3 separate regions of the Homo sapiens genome follow, and all the other regions are linked to region 1. Evidence: read pairs that join two places in POLR2A ChIA-PET (ENCODE). Cell type or tissue: HepG2. All regions are shown on one strand. Links, peaks and the distances in the headings refer to the core of each region. The heading gives the core; the rest is flanking DNA. Region 1 overlaps RNF121 (ring finger protein 121). Region 2 overlaps CLPB (ClpB family mitochondrial disaggregase). Region 3 overlaps XNDC1N (XRCC1 N-terminal domain containing 1, N-terminal like).

Region 1 (6,340 bases), core at 943-5,942:
AGCCTCATTATTGCATTCTTCAGCTAAAATGCTATAATAATTCAAATAAAATCTGTCTAACTCCAAAGTTCTGGAGTGAGCTATAATACTCTGGCCTTCAAAACTGCTATAGTTTCCCTAGTTACCACAGAATTAAAAGTTAAGATGCTGCCTGTAGTCCCAGCTACTGGGGAGGCTGAGGCAGGGGAATGGTGTGAACCCAGGGGGCGGAGCTTGCAGTGAGCCAAGACCGCGCCACTGCACTCCAGCCTGGGAGACAGAGCAAGACTCCGCCTCAAACAAAAAAAAAGTAAGATGCCTTTAGTGTGGTGAGGTATAACTGGATGCTACCAAATCATATCAACAATTTTTTTTTTTTAAGACAGAGTCTTGCTCTGTCGTGTCGCCCAGACTGGAGTGCGATGGCATGATCTCGGTTCACTGCAACCTCCACCTCCTGGGTTCAAGCGATTCTCCTGCCTCAGCCTCCCCAGTAGCTGGGATTACAGGTGCAAGCCATCACGCCTGGCTAATTTTTGTATTTTTAGTAGAGACAGGGTTTCATCATGTTGGCCAGGCCAGTCTCAAACTCCTGACATAAGTGATCCACTAACCTCGGCCTTCCAAAGTGCTGGGATTACAGGCGTGAGCCACCGTGCCTGGCTATATCAATAAAAATCTACCAAGGGACTACCATATGCATACATCAAAAATATCTATCACTCAGAGGATGGCCTCCCACCCTGGCTTCAAGTATCTGCTAACTGTAAAGGGCCCTAAACTCTGAAACCCAATCCTTCACCTCTTTGGCTGAGCAACCTAGCATTTCAGACAATTCAGCTGATCCTTTCATACTAACAACTGATCAACTATACAGCTAGAGAATTCTTTTTTTTATATTTTTTGTTTGTTTTTGGGTTTTTTGTGCGAGTTTTGTGTGTGTGTGTGTGTGTTCTGTTTTGTTTTTGAGATGGAGTCTTGCTCTGTCGCCCAGACTGGAGTGCACTGGCGCAATCTTGGCTCACTGCAACGTCTGCCTCCCAGGTTTAAGCAATTCTCTGCCTCAGCCTCCAGAGTAGTTGGGATTACAGGTACGTGCCACCACGCCCAGCTAATGTTTTGTATTTTTTTTTTCAGTAGAGACAGGGTTTCACCATCTTAGCCAGGGTGGTCTTGGACTCCTGACCTCGTGATCCACCCACCTCAGCCTCCCAAAGTGCTGGGATTACAGGTGTGAGCCACCGTGCCCGGCCGTGTGCATGTGTTTTGAGATGGAGTCTTACTCTGTCACCTAGGTTGGAGTGCAGTGGCACAACCTTGGTCTCCTGGGTTCAAGCGATTCTTCTGCCTTAGCCTCCCAAGTAGCTGGGATTATAGACACGCACCACCACACCCAGCTAATTTTTGTAGTTTTAGTACAGATGGGGTTTTCACCATGTTGGCCAGGTTGGTCTTGAACTCCTGACCTCAAGTGATCTGCCTGCCTGGGCCTCCCAAAGTGTTGGGATTACGGGCATTAGCCACCATGCCTGGCCTGTTTTTGTTTTTTTGAGACAGGGTCTCACTCTGTCGCCCAAGCTGGAGTGCCGTAGTGCAATCACAGATCACTGCAGTGTCGACTTTCCAGGCCTAAGCAATCCTCCCACCTCAGTTTCCTGAGTAGCTGGGACTATAGGCACGTGCCACCACACCCAGCTAATTCTTAAATTTTTTGTAGATAAGGGGTCTCCACATGTTGTCCTGGCTGCTCTTGAACTTCTGGGCTCAAGTGACCCGCTCACCCCAGCCTGCCAAAGTGCTAGGATTACAGGCGTGAACCACCATGCCCAGCCAAGACTTCATTCTTTCACAAAACATTAAAGAGGAATAAGCCCAACCTTTGCCCTTGATGTATTCACAGTCCAAGAAGTAGGGAGAGACAGACTATTAAATATAAAATAATATGATAAGGATAACCTTTGACATATACACAAAATGCTGTGTAAGCCCCAGAGAAAAAGACAGATTAGCTAGCTCATGAAACCTGGTAGGTTCAGCACAACCAGGCTAACTGTCTCTATCTGGTGGGGTTCAGATACTGTGGTATTCTGCGTGATTAAGATAACAAGTGAAGTCCAAAGGTTCACAGGCTACCACATTTGTAGCTCCCCATTCTCCTCTCATTCACATTCTTCCCCAACTCCTCAGCTTTGCCAAGAATTCAAGGCTAATAAGTTGAAGTGGAAACCTCACCTTTCAGGCCACCAAAGTCATAAATCAGCTGGAGATCATGCAGACACTGGATATGGTTAGCCTGACAAGGGTGGCACACTTTGGGCAGTGAAGTGAAAGTAGATGTTGGCTCTAACAGCTGCTACAGCTGCTGCCTGCCCTTTACCCCCACCCCTCATCAGAAAGCACAACCTCCTGGCCAGCTGAGTTGATAAGCTTTTTTTTTTTTTTTTTTTTTTTTTTGGAGACAGTTTCACTCTGTTGCCCAGGCTGGAGTGCAGTGGCGCAATCTCAGGTCACTGCAACCTCTACCTTCCAGGTTCAAGCGATTCTCATGCCTCAGCCTCCCAAGTAGGTGGGGCTACAAGTGCAGCCACCACGCCCGGCTAATTTTTGTACGTTTAGTAAAGATGGGGTTTCACCACGTTGACAAGGCTGGTCTCGAACTTCTGACCTCAAGTTATCCAACTGCCTCGGCCTCTCAAAGTGCTGGGATTACAGGCGTGAGCCACCGCACCTGGCCAAAAACCTTTTTAAATTAAACTTTTCAAATTTGGGAGCAACTAAGTTTGCTTCTTTGGTTCTTCAATTGCTATCCCATCAAATTCCTATTTTTCAGTCTGGCTTCCTCCCTCTCTGGCCCTCCTCTCTCACTCTTTCCTATATGCACTGCAGCTTTCCATATACTCAAACTTTTTACCCATCTTTAAAGATCCAATCTAGGTGTCACCTCCTCCAGAATCTTTCAGAACAGAACTATCCTCTATGAACTCCTAAGGCCTTTACAGCCCATACAGTTCATGTGCTGATCATATCTAAACATCTATAAAATCTCCCTTGAGTTTTTCATTGCCATAGTGCCTTAGTTCAGACTTTATCCCTTGCTCTTTCTCTAACAATTGGAGTGGCCTCCAAAATGATCTCCCCGACTCTAACTTTGCCAGCACAGATTCATGACACAGCAGCAGCCACAGTGATCTTTATTAGACACACACCTGATTGCATCATCCTACTACTTTGACAAACTTTGATGACTTTCTATTGCCTTGGGGTTAAAGTTCAAACTCCTTAGTAGGACACACAAAGGACTTCATAATATGGCCCAACCAGCGACCTTATTTCACCACTCTCCACCAAATGGCTTACATTCCAGCCACATTGAACTATCTATCTCTTTCATCCCTCAGTGCTTTCTTTGGCTGCTGCCGTCTTTTCTCTCTAGAATTCTCTACTCACCTTCACTCCTTCACTGCCCAATTCCTTTTTTTTTTTTGAGACAGGTCTTTGTCACTCAGGTTGTAGCGCAGTGGCTTGATCATAGCTCACTGCAGTCTCAACCTTCTGGGCTCAAGGGATCCTCCTGCCTCAGCCTCCTGAGTAGCTAGGACTATAGGCACATGCCACCATGCCTGGGTAATTTTTGTTATTTTCTGTAAAGATGAGGTCTCTACAAACTTCTGGGCTCAAGTGATCCTCCGGCGCTGGCCTCCCAAAGTGCTCGGATTACAGGTGTGAGCCACCATGCCTAGCCATATCATCCATTTTAAGTAAGAAATTCAATTATTGTTAGTATATTTAAAATAAGATGCAACCAGCCAGGCACAGTGGCTCAAGCCTGTAATCTTAACACTTTGGGAGGCCAGGCAGGCGGGTCATCTGAGGTCAGGAGGTTGAGACCACATGGGCAACATGGTGAAACCCCGTCTCTACTTAAAATACAAGTTAGCCAGGTGTGGTGGCGCATGCCTGTAATCCCAGCTACTAGGGAGGCTGAGGCAGGAGAATTGCTGGAACCCAGGAAGCGGAGGTTGCAGCAAGCCGAGATCATGCAACTGCACTCCAGCCTGGGTGACAGAGCGATACTGTCTCAAAAAAAAAAAAAAAAAAAAGAGCCAGAGCACCTGTAATCCCAGCTACTTAGGAGGCTGAAGCAGGAGAACCACTTGAACCCGGGAGGCAGAGGCTGCAGTGAGCTGAGACTGCACCACTGCACTCCAGCCTGGGTAACAGAGGGAGATTCTGTCTCCAAAAACATAATAATAATAAATAAAATAAGATGCAACCATCTTATTTTAAATCATTTCCGTCACTCTAAAAAAAAAAAAAAAACCTCATGCTCATTTACTAACTCCTCATTCCCATCCCCAAGCCCTGGTAACCATTAATTTCTTTTATACTGCTATATATTTGCCTTTTCTGGACCTTTCATACAAATGAATTCATTCAGCAGCTGAATGTGACAGCATATGCCTGTAAACCCAGCTACTCTGTGGAGGGTGACAGGGGAAAATCCTGTGAGTCAGGAGTTACAGACCAGCCTGGGCAACACGGCAAGACCTTATCTCAAAAATAAATAAATAAATTCATTCATTGAGTATGTGATCTTTTGTGACTGTCTTCTTTCACTCATCAAAATGTTTTCAAGGATCACCCATCACCCATGTTATAGCACTTATCAGGAGTTCACTCCTTTTCTTACTAAATAATATTCCATTGCATAGGCAGACACATTTTATTTATCCTTTCATCAGAGGATAGACATTTAGGTTATTTCTACTTGGGGCTATTATGAGTAATGTTCCTATCAATATTTGTGTATAAGTTTCTGTGCGGATTTTTCTTTTCTTTTCTTTTCTTTTCTTTTTTAAGGCAGAGTCTTACTCTGTTACCCAGGCTGGAGTGCAGTGGCACAAACATAACTCACTGCAGCCTCAACCTCCTGGGCTCAAGTGATACTCCCACCTCAGCCTCCCGAGTAGCAGGGACTACAGAAACGAGCCACCATGTCTGGCTATTTTTTATTTTCAGGGAAGATGGGGTTTCTCTATGTTGCCCAAGCTGGTCTTGAACTCCCGGGTTCAAGTGATCCACCCTCCTCAGCCTCCCAAAGTGCTGGGATTACAGGTGTAAGCTACTGGGCCTGGCCTTTTGCCCATTTTTTACTAGGTTATTTTTTTTATTATTGATGAGTTGTAAAAGCTCTTTATATCTTCTATAGACAAATACCTTATTAATATATGATTTGCAAACAGTTTTTCCCATTTAGCCATCCTAGTGGATCTGAAATGGTTAAAGGATCATTTGAGTCGTATTCTTCTTTGTATTTCAGAGAACTAGCTCATAATCTGGTATACTGTATGTGTTCAATAAATGACAGACAGATGTTAAATAATATTAACTGCTTTGGAAACAAGGATAAATGACTTACTTGTTCAGCATCCCCTTCACACTTCACACTTAGAACTAGACACAAAGCAAATGCTTGGGAAATACTCAGACACTGAGTAATTCTCTCTTAATTCTCTCTTGAACAAACAGTGGGGATGATATTGCAGAAGAATCCAGAGGAACTGGGAAAGCCATCTGATACAGCCAACGGCTACTAAGTTTAAAAGTGACTCCTTTTGGCACAGTGGCCATGTGAAAAAAATTAAAAATCTTAAAAATAAATAAATAAAAGTGAATCTTGGCCAGACATGTTGGCTCATGCCTGTAATCTCAACACTTTGGGAGCCCGAGGCAGGAGGATCACTTGAGGCCAGGAGTTGGGAGACCCAGCTGGGTAACATAGCAAGACTCCATCTCTACAAAAAATTTAAAAATTAGCCAAGTGTGGTGGCACACACCTGTAGTCCCAGCTACTCAGGAGGCTGAGGCAGGAGGATCACTTGAGCCCAGGAGGTTCAGACTGCAGTGAGCCATGATCACACCACTGCACTCCAGCCTGGGTGACAGAAGACCCTGTCTCAAAAAAAAAAACAACAAAAAAGTGACTCTTCCTTGTAAGAGAAATACTAACATAATCCTACTTGATCTTTAATAGCCAGCAGTAAATACTTTCCAAACTTAACACAGCATACAGCTAGGACTGAAGGAAGATTTAGGGAGAAGGGAAAACCAAAGTTCATGGCTGGTAGTACCAGAAGGCCTAGATCAGTGGGGTAAGAAATATATCTACTATCTTTTCCTTCCTTCCTATTACTCAGTCTACAAACTTAATCCAGGTCCTTCAACCTCATGTACTTCTCGAGTCACTGTGTCACCCAAGTTCAAATCTTCTGGTGTCCTAATGCTGCCTGTGAAAGTAAGAACTCCTTAGTAGACTACACAATGCCCTCCACAGGAGCACGGACAGTGAGCTCTTGGGACC
Region 2 (6,340 bases), core at 839-5,838, 450 kb before region 1:
TTTTTTTAAAGATAGGGGTCTCACTGTGCTATCCAGGTTGGTCTTGAACTCCTGGCCTCCAAGTGCTCCTGCACCCTCAGCCTACCAAAGTGTTGGGATGACAGGCGTGAGCCACTGTGCCCAGCCATGATCTGTGTTTTTTACTTTATCTCACTGCTACCTCCCGATGCCAGATACCAGCCTAGTGCTGATGCTGCCTTTCCATTTCAGTCTGTTCTGATTTCTGCCTTGGAGTCTGTATAATTCTGGAAGTGCTGGGATGAAGTACACATTTGCTCTAGCTATGATTGTGCGAAAGAATTAAGAGCAAAAAGGGATACTTTCAAAGAAAGCAGAGTGGGCACTTTAGTAACAGCCATTGAAATTGATAGTTGGAGGTACCAATTTCAGTTCTTTCTGCAAGTAGGTGTTTAAGGTGTACTGGCCACCTGTGAAAGGATTATAAATGTGAAAGAACAAATGTAACTGGGATTTTATAATCTAGAGGTGGTACTGCCTCAGACTGACTGAGAGACTTAGCTGTACATGAGATAGGTCTCTCTTCTCTGCTCCTTTGTTGTGGACTTGTTCTTAGTCACTCGGTTTCCTGATTTGCTCTCTTTAGCTCCAAGCACCTATTCTTTTTTCTTTTTTCTTTTACTATTTATTTATTTATTTTTTTGAGACGGAGTCTCACTCTGTTGCCAGGCTGGAGTGCAGTGGCGCGATCTTGGATCACTGCAACCCTCCACCTCCCAGGTTCAAGCAATTCCACTGCCTCAGCCTCCCGAGTAGCTGGGACTACAGGCGCACACCACCACACCCAGCTAATTTTTTTTGTATTTTTAGTAGAGATGGGGTTTCACCATGTTGGCCAGAATGGTATCGATCTCCTGACCTTGTGATCCACCCGCCTTGGCCTCCCAAAGTGCTGGGATTACAGGCGTGAGCCACCATGTCTGGCGCACCTATTCTTTAAAAGCAAAATTGATATAAATAGGCTTCGTAGTTGAGAGACCTAGAGTCCAGTCCTGGTTCCAAGCCTTAACTGAATTTCAGAACTCCATGGACAGCCTGTTTCTTCATCAGAAATTAATTATTTCTATGAACATTAGGTAAATATCTGCCTTGAGCCAGGCCCTGTGCTAGTGTTTGCAGAATCCGAGACCTTGGGGAGTTTGCAGTCTAATGGGGAAAACAAATGCAGGTAAGGAGACATAGTATAGTATGATCAGTGATTTCAGAGCAGTATGTATGGGATACCCTCGAAGCAAAGGGTGTGAGGGGACTCAATGTGGCAGCATAGTAGATCCTCACCATATTCTTTGGAGAATCAAATAAGGTAATGTATGTGCTACAGGTTATAAAGGTGGGTTGTTAGTCCCTGATGCCCCCATTAGATCTCTGTACACAAACACATGTGTTATTCTACACCGCTGGTACTTCACCACATGCACCAGTCTTTTCCCCCAGCTTGTAGCTGTTTCCCTCTGCAAGAAATAGCCAGTGGTGCTAAAGAAGGAGAGGTGGAGAGGTGTGTTCCCTTCTGTGTGTAGTATTTTCAAGGTTGAGACTGAATAGGAAACAACACGATGCTTAAAAATACTGTCAATTAGTGATCAGATGGCTAGTAGATATGCTTTTGGGGACACATCTCTTTGAATCTAATGAGTTGTTGGCTTAACTGATTGCTCTGTCTTTATCCAGAGCTGTTAGCAAATCAGTGATGCTTGTTGAGCAAAGTGAGAGTGTTGGCTTATATTTACTTGCTTTGGTTCCTAGGACTAATTATCCATTTTGTGACCTTCTCTTCCACTATCCAGGGAGGACAGATTTTTACTGAAAATAGCACACTCTTGGGTTGGATTTATGTATTCATATCGCAGAATTTTTTTTTGGCCCCTACTGTTTGCCAGGTACTGTTCTATGTACTTGAAATAATGTTGATGAAAAACAAAGATCCCTGCCCACATAGAGCTTATTTCTGTATTAGTTGTGGTCCTTTGGTAGAGAAAGATGTGGATAGACAATAAACAATGAGTATAATGGATGCGTAAACTATTTAATATATTAGAAGATAAGTGCCGTGGGAAAAAGGAAAAGTAGAACTTGTTAAAAAGGGAGTACCAGGAGTACATTGGTCAGGGTGAGTAGGCCTCATTGTTAAGGTGCCCTGTGAGTAGTCTTGGAGGATTAGCATATCCATACCAGCACAATCTGCCAATAAGTTTTTCCTTATTAGAAATATACTGATTTTCATATAATCAATCTCCAAATCCTTCCAGAATCATATTGGTCAGGCCTGAAATGCTACCACCTTTGAATTAGATTTCGATGAAGGGAAGATAGAGGGGGAGCACCCTTGATTCAAGGCTGAAAGCAGAGAACCTTCACCTCCTTCACCTCCTTTAGGATGTAGGCAGCCACAAGCTCAAGAGAGAGATCCTCGGAGTAGCCCAATCATTTCACCCTGATGCTGCTTAATAATATGTTAAGTCTTTAGGGATATAGAATACAATAGTCTCTGTCCTTAAGGAGCTTAATGTCTTATGAATTTCTAGGTCTGTATGTACATTTTATTTGGTTTTGAATAGGAAATAACAGTGCTATAGAACTACACTTTAAAAATATGCACAATAATTTAATTTATAATTTATTTTCTCCTTTTATTTCCAAAAAGAGTTTGAAGTGACTTAAAATACAAATATAAATATACACAGGAGAGGGAAAACTGGATCAAGATCAGAAATCATATTGGTTAAAGGAAAGATAATTGTATAAAGATTGAACCAGAGATTCTCTTTTCTGAAAATAGATTTATTGTTTTTGTAAAAATCATACATAAAATAGTAGTCACCTGAATTCCCTTTATCTGGAAATTGATTGTTATATATATGTTTATGTACAAATTTAACATGAATGGGACCATGCTGTATTTACTGTAAATTAAGTAATTAGGGAAATTGAGTATTAATTTAGATTGAAGTTTCCTGATAGGGCAAAAAAGGGATACAGAGAGTTATATCTTTATGTATTATATATATTTATGGTTTTATATATATAAAATATATATTATCATTATGTATATTCAGCAAACATATTTAAAAACTCTGTGGTGTCAGGTGCTAATGTGCTAGGCTATCAGGGATTCAGAGAATAAGCAGTCACAGCTTTTGCCTTAAGAAGCTTACTTGGACTGCCGACATCCAGGACTTGAGTAATGTGATGGCCATTGTCTTCAGTAGCCGTGCTGCCAAAGCTTTACCAACATTCTACTAGGACAATCCTTTTGCCAGCCCTAGTAACAGCTTGGGTATAGTATTGACTCAAGGAACAGTCATTGGGGTCTGGCCCCTTCTCCACAGTTAGCCCTCTATAAGCCTCATGCCACAAGGCACTTGTTTAGCCTGAGTCTGGGTGTCTCATTCTATATTGCACTCTGACCCAGTCCAGCTAAAGGCTAAGCCACAGGGTCCCAGAATGATCACTGTGACTTAGCGTAGCCTTCACCGGCTTGTGCAAATATACACAGCCTTCAGCTAAATTCAATTAGTTTTTCTTTAAGAAGGAAAAGAAATCCAATTTTACCAAACACGGACAGACGGTGGAAGGCACTTTGATGTTACAACCTCTCGGTGATGCTTTACTTAGTCACAAGTTCATAAGCAAGAAGGCTTAATTACTTGGGAAAACACAGGATTAAAACTGGACACAATGGCTGAGTATCCGCTCTCGGGCGACTTGATTCGAACCCATGCACCCAGTTCGTGTGTGGTGCAAACTTTGATGTGTTCTATGACAGGCTGAAAGTCATGACCCCCTTGGGGAAGCTCCTTCAGATGGCATTTGCAGGATGTGTAGGCGGAGAGGCAGGGCCTGCCAGGCCTGTTTGCTCAACTTTGATGTCCAAGCAGCCACAGGCCCCACTATTTGCTCTTCCACTGAGGGATGGATTGGGAGCCTCCTACCTTTCCCAGTGAACAATGGCCAGCAATGGAGTGTGACGACTGTTGACCATTCCAGAAGTCTGGTGGACCAGAACAGGGCTTTGGGAGGTGCAGAGCCTGGGGGGCCAAAAGCTGTTCATAGGACAGTCATTTCTCCAGATGTAGCTTTCCTTAAAGCTCTGGTATTGTTAGGTGCTTGCAATGGAGATAAAAATAGTCTCATGAGTTTTAGCACGGTTTAAGTACTTCTTGGCCCTCTGTTCCAGCAGCACTAAGATGTTTGTAAATTAGAAGTTTAAGTTGTTCCTAGTCCCTTAATTAGAGTATATGTGCAGAGGATAGTGGTTTAGAAGAAAAATTGTAAGACTTAGATTCTTATAATTTCTAATTCATAAAAAAGGAGCTGTAAAAACATGTATCTTATAAAGCAGTAGTACCCAGAACATATAAAGAAGTCTTACAAATCAATAATAAAAAAAATCTAATTTTTTTAAATGGGCAAAATATTTTAGCAGATGCTTCATCGAAAAAGAGATGGGTGGCAAATAAGCACATGAAAACATACTCAGTGCAAATTCAAGTCACAATGAGATACCACTACATACCTGCTACAGTAGCTAAAATTTAGGAAAACTGACAATACTAAGGGCTGACAAGGATACAGAACAATATTGATACATCACTGATAGGAATGCATAATGGTATAGCCACATTGGAAAACACTTTGGCAGTTTCTTATAAAGGTAAAGTATACATTTACCATACCACAGAGCAATAGCAACTCCTAGGTATTTGTCTAAGAGAAATAAAAATGTACGTCTGCAAAAATACCTGTATGTAAATATTTATAGCAGCTTTATTCATGACCACCAAAAACTGGATATAATGCAATGTCCATCAACTGGTGAATGGACCAACAAATTGTGGTATATCCATACGGTAAAAACAGCCAAACAAACAATGACAACAACAAAAGCACCATGCTAAGCTAAAACCAACACAAAAAGCTACCTGCTCTGTAATTCCATGTATATGACATTCTGGAGAAGACAGAACTTTAGGGGCAGAAATCAGATTGGTGGTTGCCAGTGTTTGGGAATGGGAAGAGAATATAAAGGAACTTTTTGGGATGATGGAGAAATATTCTGTATCCTGATTATCATGCTGGTTACATGAATGTATATAATTATCAAAATTCATTAAATTATATATCTTAAAAAGGATGAATTTTACTCTGTGTAAATGTGATACTTCAGTAAACTGACTTTAAACACTTTTTAAAAAGCTGTCATCCCTCTCTAATTTTCATTATTAATTGTGACCAGTGGCATACTGAGAATTTGTATTAGTAGTATCAAAATTAATTCATATTGTTAATGGTCACCTGGAATGTTTTGAATTCTTATTGTTGATGATATCTCACATTAGAGTGATATGCATTCTGATTTTTAGTAGGGAATGAAGATTTGTCAATTCATACTATCAGTGATGTAATGAAGTATAATTACTGATGAATAGTGATAAATTCACTTTATGAGTAGTGTACAGTGGACTTGTATAAATTCATAAAGTATATGATTCTTCATTCCAGCAAGGAGAAAGTTGAGGTTACAGACTGGGAGCTTGCCTCTCCCACACTATTCTTGGGTTCCTTATCTCTGGACTCTCATGCAGGGACACCACCTATATAGTGAGGCCGTTGTGGTGCTTCAGGAACCAAAGATCCTGAAAAGGGAGGCTGGTGTGGGGAGATTTTGATTTCATCCTGCTTGGGCTTGGTGGTGGCTTTTGCAAGCCTTTGCCTCGGAGAAGGTGAGAACTGCAAGGCAGAGCATGAAGCACATCAGAACTGTTTGAAATTCCCCACAAGAGTCTCCCTCCCTCCTTCTGCCTTTTCTCCCCGAGTGCATTTCATCAGTGTCGGAAGGACTGGTTCCCGGCACTGCCTTCCCTGCTTGGCCAGGGTCCCCGAGGAACTGAGCTAATGAGTGGATAACACGCATTTGCCAAGGCCTTCCTGGATGTGGTACCCGGGCTTTGTTAATTTTAAAGTGCTGCCATCCTTGGCTGAAGACCATTCAATTCCCTCTCACAGCAGTCATTTATTTTTAGCATTTGCTTATTTTCCCTCTGCCTTACTAAGGGGAGAGGGTGCATTAAACCCTTTCTTTAAAAAACCGATAGCCTAAGCCAGATTGCTGTCCTACAGAAGAGGTTTTAAAGGCCTTCCTTTGTGGACCCCAACAGCTCCATGGGTGTTCTTAGAGCGAAGAGCAGATGCTAATCTTGCAGCTAGACTACTGGCAGCCTCCCTGGGAGGCTCTGCTTCCTTCCTGGCTAGCTATACGTGGAGCAGGTAGAGTACCAGTGTACCTGTGCTTGAAAGTAGGTCCTTAGGGAACCTGACCAACCAC
Region 3 (6,340 bases), core at 605-5,604, 59 kb after region 1:
TACCACCTCCCGCCGGGATATTGTTCTTAATATCCGGAGGTGGAGAGAATGATGTTACTCCCAATATCACAGGGGGTGTACACCACCCCTGTTTGTAAACACCCCCTGTGATATTGTTCCAAATGGCCTGTGAAAGAGTAACCATGACTCCCGTCATCGTGGGGGGTGTTCAGCCCCGATGATATTGTTTTCTAACATCCAGGGAAGGAGAGTATGCTATTACTCCCAATATCGCAGGGGTTGTACACCCTTTTTTGTTTTTGTGCCCAATGTCCAGGAAAATAGAGGATGATATTACTCCCAATATCGAAGTAATTGTACAGCACCCCTGTGATATTCTTCCTAATATCCAGAAAGGAAAAGAATGATATTGCTGTCAACAGTGTAGGAAACGTATACCCGCGGTGTGGTATCTTTCTCTGTATCCAGGTCGGGAGAGGATCATATTACATCCAATGTCGCAGGGTGTGTACAACCCCTTTGTGATCTGGTTGCTAACATCCAGGTTTGGGGAGGATGACATTACTCCCAAAATCGCAGGCGGAGTACACATCCCCATGACCTTGTTAGTCATTTCCTGGGTGGAGAGGATGATCTTACTCCCAATATCGCAGGGGGTGAACACACCCCTGTGAAAATCTTCCTATTTTCAGAGGGAGAGAGGATGATATTACTCCCAGGACCGCAGGGGGTTTCCACAGCCCTGTGATCCTCTTCCTAATATCCACAGGGAGAGAGGATGATATGACTCCCAATATCGCAGGGGGGGTACACCACCCTGTGATATTGTTCCTAACATCCAGAGTGAAAGAGTATGATATCATTTTCAATATCGCAGAGGGTGTACACCCCTCCTGTAATATTGTTCTGAATACCCTGGGAGGGAGAGGATAAGGTTACGTTGAATATCACAGGGAATGTACACCTTCCCCCTGATACCCTTCCTAATGTCCAGGGGAAGAGAGGAAAATTTCACTCCCAACATCACAGAGGCAGTACACCCCTCCTGTGATGTTGTTCCCAATATGCAAGGGGGGAGAGGATGATACTACTCTCAATATCGCAGGGATGTTCACATCCCCAGTGACATTTTTTCCTAATATCTAGGGGAGAGAGAATTCTATGACAGCAAAGGTCGCAGGGTCTGTACATCCCTTCCTGATATTGTTCCTAATATCCAGGGGGGAAGAGGATGATATCAAATATGAAAGGGGGTGTACATCCCCCACCCCTACGATATTGTTCTTAATAATCATGAGGGGAGACGATGATATTCCTCCAAATATCGCAGGGGTTGTTCACAACCCCCTGTGATATTGTTTCTGATATCCAGGGGGAGAGAAAATCATATTATTGCCAATATTGCAGGTGGTGTATACCCCACCTGAAATATGGCACCGAATATCCAAAGAGGGAGAGGATAGTATTCATACCAATATCAAAGTGTGTGTACACGCCCCTTGTGATATGGTTTTTAGTATCCAGTGGGCGGGAGGATGATATCCCAATATCCCAGAAGGTGTACACTATCCCTGAGATATTGTCCCTAAGTTCCAGAAGGGAGAGGATGATATCACTCCCAATATCTCAGAAGTTATACATCCCCCGTGATATTGTTCGTCATATCCAGGGAGGCGCAGGATGACATTCCATTGAATTTCGCGACAGGCGTACACGCACAATGTGATATTGTTCCTAATATCCAAGAAGGGAGAGGATGATATTACTCCCAATAAAGCAGTGGGTGTACATCAACCCTGTGTTATTGTCTCTAATATCCGGGGCCGGGGGAGGAGGGGAGAGGATAACATTCCCTCAAATTTAGCAGGTGGTTTGATGCCCCTTGTGGTGTTGTTTTAAATATCCAGAGGGGAAAACAATAGTACTATTTTTGATAGTCCGATTCATCCACTCCACCTTTCCGGAACTCTGAGGCCGGGAGGCTGCATGCAGTTTCCGTGTGATCCCCAATACCTTTGCCGTCTTCTGTACCAAGGCAACCAAAAACGCAGGCCCGTTGTCTGAGCCGATCCCTAAAGGCCGTCGAAATCTAGGAATCAGATCACGAAGAAGCACAGGGGTTACTTCACGAGATTTCTCTGTTCGTGTTTGATAGGCCTCCTCCCACCCAGAGTAGGTATGCCCAAGAACTACTACATACTTGTTACCTCCACATTTTGACATCTCTGTGAAGTCCACTTGGAGACCTTCAAAGGGGGCTGCTCCAGAAGCTCTTATGCCGGGCAGAACAGCTAGACCTTGCCTCATATCATGCTGTCGGCAGGTAACACATGGCTGCCTCACCGTTTTGGCCAGGGCAGACAAAGGCGAGATGTAGAAATACCGGCCTAACAACTTTTCCAGTGACTCCTGACCTCGATGGGTGGTTTCTTGCACAGCCAGTACAACTGCAGCTCCTAGCAGCTGTGGCACAGCTACTCTCCCATCTGCTAACCGAATCCATCCTTCCTCCATCACTTGTCCTTCCCTCTACCTGGAGAAAGTCCTTTTCTTCGTTAGAAGAAGTAGGTCCCAGATCAGGTGCTTGAGGGAGCCCTGATGCCCAGAAGGGGGAAGATGCTGCTTTTCGAGCCTCTGAGTCAGCGCGGGAATTCCGCAAACCCAGCCAGGTGGAAGCTCGCTGGTGTCCCCTGCAATGCATAACTGCCACCTTGTGGGGTTTCCATACTGCTTCTAATCATTGCAAGATTTCTTGTTGATATTTTCTGTCTCTTCCCTAGAATTCAATAGGCCCTTTTCTTTCTATCACGCTCCATGAACTTGAAGGGTTGAAAAGACATACCTAGAATCAGTGTAAATGTTGACAGTCTCACCCTCACTGAGTTCTAAGGCCCGAATGAAAGCAATGAGTTCAGCTTTCTAGGCTGAAGTGGCCTGGGGCAATGATGTGGCTTCAACAACAGTGTCCAGGGTTACCCCTGCATACCCTCCACCTCTCCTTGGGGGTTGAAGAAGCTGCTCCCATCCAAGTATAGTTCCCAGTCTACTGATGCCCAAGGCTGGTCCCAGAGGTCAGGTCTGCTAGAGTCAATTGAGTCCAACACTTCTACACAACCAGGCTTGACAGGGCTCTTTGATACCGGGAGCAAGGTGGCGGGGTGGAGGGTGTTACAAACTTCAATGGTTATACGGGGATTTTCACAGAGCAAAGTCTGGTAGTCGGTGAGTGTGGCATTCGTTAGCCAATGATGTCCTTTAGTATTCATTAAAGTCACGACAGCACGGGAGGCCTTAATGTTCAGTTTTTGCCCAAGAGTCAGCTTATTTGCTTCTTGTACTAGCAGGGCAGTTGCTGCCAAGGCCCTCCAACAGGGGGGCCATCCTTTAGAAACCCCGTCTAGTTGTTGAGAGAGGTAGGCCCCCAGCCTCGGCCTGGGCCCCACAGTCTGGGTTCAAAGTCCAGCTGCCATCTTTTCTCTCTCTGATGCATATAATGGAAAAGGCTTTGTTAGATCGGGTAGCCCCAGGGCTGGGGCTGCCAGAGGTTTTCCTTTAACTCATGAAAGCCTTGCTGTTGTTGGCATCCGCATTCCAAAGTTTCCCGGTCCCCGCCCCCTTGGTGACCGCATACAAAGGCTTGGCTAATACTGCAAAGTTTGGGATCCATAGTCTACAAAACCCCACAGCTCCTAAGAATTCTCTCACCTGCCTTCAGCTCTTAGGCTCCGCTAGATGGCAAATGACCTGCTTTCTTTCTGATCCCGGGCTGCCTTCCCACCCCTGTCGGATAGTCAATCCCAAGTAACATACCTTCTGTCAGCAGATCTGAGCTTTCCTCTTGGACACTTCTATCCACAGTCCTCCAGGTGCCGGTGTAGGGCATCTGTTCCCTTGGCACACCCAACTGCCGTGGGGTGTCCCAGCAGAAGGTCATCAACCTACTAGAGCAACACGCAGCCTAGGTCTCTGCTGGGAAACTTCTGGAGGTCTCGAGCCCACGCCTCCCCGAAGATGGTGGGGGAGTTCTTGACCCCTTGGGGAAGCCCGGTCCAAGTGTACTGAGTAGTGACACCTGACTCCGGATCTTCCCACTGAAAGGCAAACAGCTTCTGCCTCTCAGGGGCTAATCTGATAGGAAAGAAAGCATCTTTCAGGTCCAAGCAGGTGAACCAGCTGTCCTCAGCTGGCGGGAACCCCAACAATGTGGACGGGTTAGGTACTGTTGGATGGAAAGTCAGTTTAGCTTGATGAAGCAAGCGCAAATCCTGTACCGGCTGGTAGTTCTTGGTCCGTGACTTGGGAACAGACAGGAGGGGAGTGTTCCATGGAGACCGACAAGGAACAATAATTCCAAAAGTTCTTAGGTGCTTGAGATGGACCTGGATACCTTGAAGGGCTTCTCTGGGGACCGGCCCCTGTTTTTGCCTCACTGGCAGGGCCCCAGTCTTAACTGGCCAATCCTGGAGGGTTGTCTTCTGCCCATACTCTTGGCCACCGCTTAGCCAGAGCTGGTCTTCTCTCTTGGCCTGGCTCAGTTCAGAAAAGTCTCCTTTCCTCCTCTCGGGGGACCACAAGTGTCATAATGACTCCCGTTCCTGGTAACTTTAGCAGCAAAGAGCCGTGCTCTGTCAAAGAGATAGTGGCTCTCAGCTTGCTGAGCAAGTCCCTTCCCGAAAAGGTCAAGGGACAGTCAGGCATGTACCAAAACTGATGAATGACTTTATATCCTCCTACAGTACAAGTGCAAGGCAAGCAGAAAGCTTGCTTTGCTGAAACCCCCGTGGCTCCGATGACGTCAATAGTCTTTTTGGATAACCGGGCGACCGGGGCGGTTACTAGCGAATGTTCAGCACCGCTATCTACAAGAAAGTCAATGTCTCCACCCCCGACTGTCATTGTGACCAGAGGCTCAATGGGGACGCTTGAGTCTTGTCTCCCTCAGTTCAAGAACCCTTCTGCCAGGTTGAGCAGGGCCCCTTCCTCCTTGTCCGGGGCCTCCTGCTCTGAGTCACCTTGTTTTCTTTTGAGCTGAGGGCATTTGTTCTTCCACTGTCCTATTTCTTTACAATCAGCACACTGGTTATGCTGCAAACTCTGACAGCCAAGCTGAGTTTCTTTCCCAGGGCCTCCCTTCCCTTGCCTCTTTGTGGGGGCCCCTCTGATTGCTGCAGCTGACAAACAGGTCGGCATATCGCCGGGCCTGACCTCCATTCTCTTTGCCGTTTTCCTTACGGCTTACTGCATCCCTGTTTACAAACACCTGGCTAGCTATTTCTAGTAATTGGGATGGATTCATCCCTGCAAGCCCAGCCTGTTTCTGCAGTTTTCTTCTCATGTCTTCTGCGCTTTGACGGACTAAAGCCATGGGAATCATGCGCTGATTTTCAGGGCTATCAGGATCAAAGGGAGTATACATACGATAGGCCTCCCACAGTCTCTCGTAGAATTGTGTTGGACTTTCTTCTTTACCCTGAATGTCCTCAGAGAGCTTGTTAACGTTTGTGGCCTTCTGAGCTCCCCTCATTAATCCTTCCAAGAGAGCTTCCCTGTCTCGGTTTAGCCTTTGCATATCCTCTCTTTCATGTGGGTCCAACTGGGGGTCTGTTCCTGGCAACTGGGTCCTTCCATACTCTTGGGGGTTTTGATAATCAGCTGGTGCATGTTCCTCTAGCCACTTAGTTGCTGCTTGAGGACTCTCCGCCTTTCTTCGCTGTTAAAGAGGAACATGAGCAACTGGTGCCAATCAGCCCAGGTGGGGTTGTGGGTCTGGATAACAGTTTGGAGCAAATCAATTAGGGCTTGTGGCTTTTCGGTATAGGACGGTGTATTGTTTTTTCAGTTGAGAAGATTGACGCAGGTGAAGGGCTGGTACCCAAAAACACGCCTCTCCACCACGTGACCATCCTCATCTATCCCAGTCTACGGCTGCTCTCTCAGGGGCATTTGTGTCCCCTTTTGGGTCGTAAACGAGCTGCCGAGGGAGGAGTGGAATGGCGCAATGCGACTTACCGCAATTAATAATCTCAATTATTAATTGACACTAATAATTATCAATATTAATAACCCATAATATTTTTAAAAATCAATACCGATAATAATGATAATTAATATTAAATAGTTATACTAATGGTAACAATACATGATTAATATTAATGATTAATGATGCCTGATATTAATAACTGATATTGATCTTATTCATTAGAAAACAGTAATATTAGCTCCTAAGAATTAATATTAATATTAATAATCTGAAAACTTTATTAGCAATTATTTCTTAATATTAATATTAATATCGGTCATTCATATTCATGTTAATAATAAATGAGGTATAATTCACACTAATATTACTCCCTAATACCTCAGTGGGTGTACACCCACC

Evidence for each region. ChIA-PET counts read pairs that join two places held together with the same protein. Peaks named below come from ENCODE experiments on the same cell type or tissue, not always from the same donor. Only the 100,000 strongest peaks of a DNase experiment are listed, where the experiment ranks them.
Region 2: POLR2A ChIA-PET joins it to region 1 with 5 read pairs; 2 of 35 experiments call an interaction of 5 or more read pairs at or near these places.
Region 3: POLR2A ChIA-PET joins it to region 1 with 6 read pairs; 2 of 35 experiments call an interaction of 5 or more read pairs at or near these places.

The regions. Positions count from the first base shown.
Region 1 is chr11:71,944,607-71,950,946 of GRCh38, reverse strand. All of the region lies in intron 1 of RNF121 (ring finger protein 121), which reads right to left. Among named protein-coding and RNA genes, the nearest start is that of RNF121, 19 kb to the right of the region's middle. RefSeq lists enhancers at 29-964, 965-1,902. In HepG2, for the core only: no CTCF peak of the experiment used is centred there; DNase peaks (open chromatin) are centred at 2,116, 2,356, 3,236 and 5,466; H3K4me3 peaks cover 1,001 bases.
Region 2 is chr11:72,395,762-72,402,101 of GRCh38, reverse strand. The region is part of intron 3 of CLPB (ClpB family mitochondrial disaggregase); the gene reads left to right. Among named protein-coding and RNA genes, the nearest start is that of CLPB, 36 kb to the left of the region's middle. In HepG2, for the core only: no CTCF peak of the experiment used is centred there; a DNase peak (open chromatin) is centred at 3,841; H3K4me3 peaks cover 574 bases.
Region 3 is chr11:71,885,642-71,891,981 of GRCh38, reverse strand. The region is part of intron 5 of XNDC1N (XRCC1 N-terminal domain containing 1, N-terminal like); the gene reads left to right. All of the region lies in intron 6 of XNDC1N-ZNF705EP-ALG1L9P (XNDC1N-ZNF705EP-ALG1L9P readthrough), which reads left to right. Among named protein-coding and RNA genes, the nearest start is that of DEFB131B, 10 kb to the right of the region's middle. In HepG2, for the core only: no CTCF peak of the experiment used is centred there; DNase peaks (open chromatin) are centred at 3,121 and 3,501.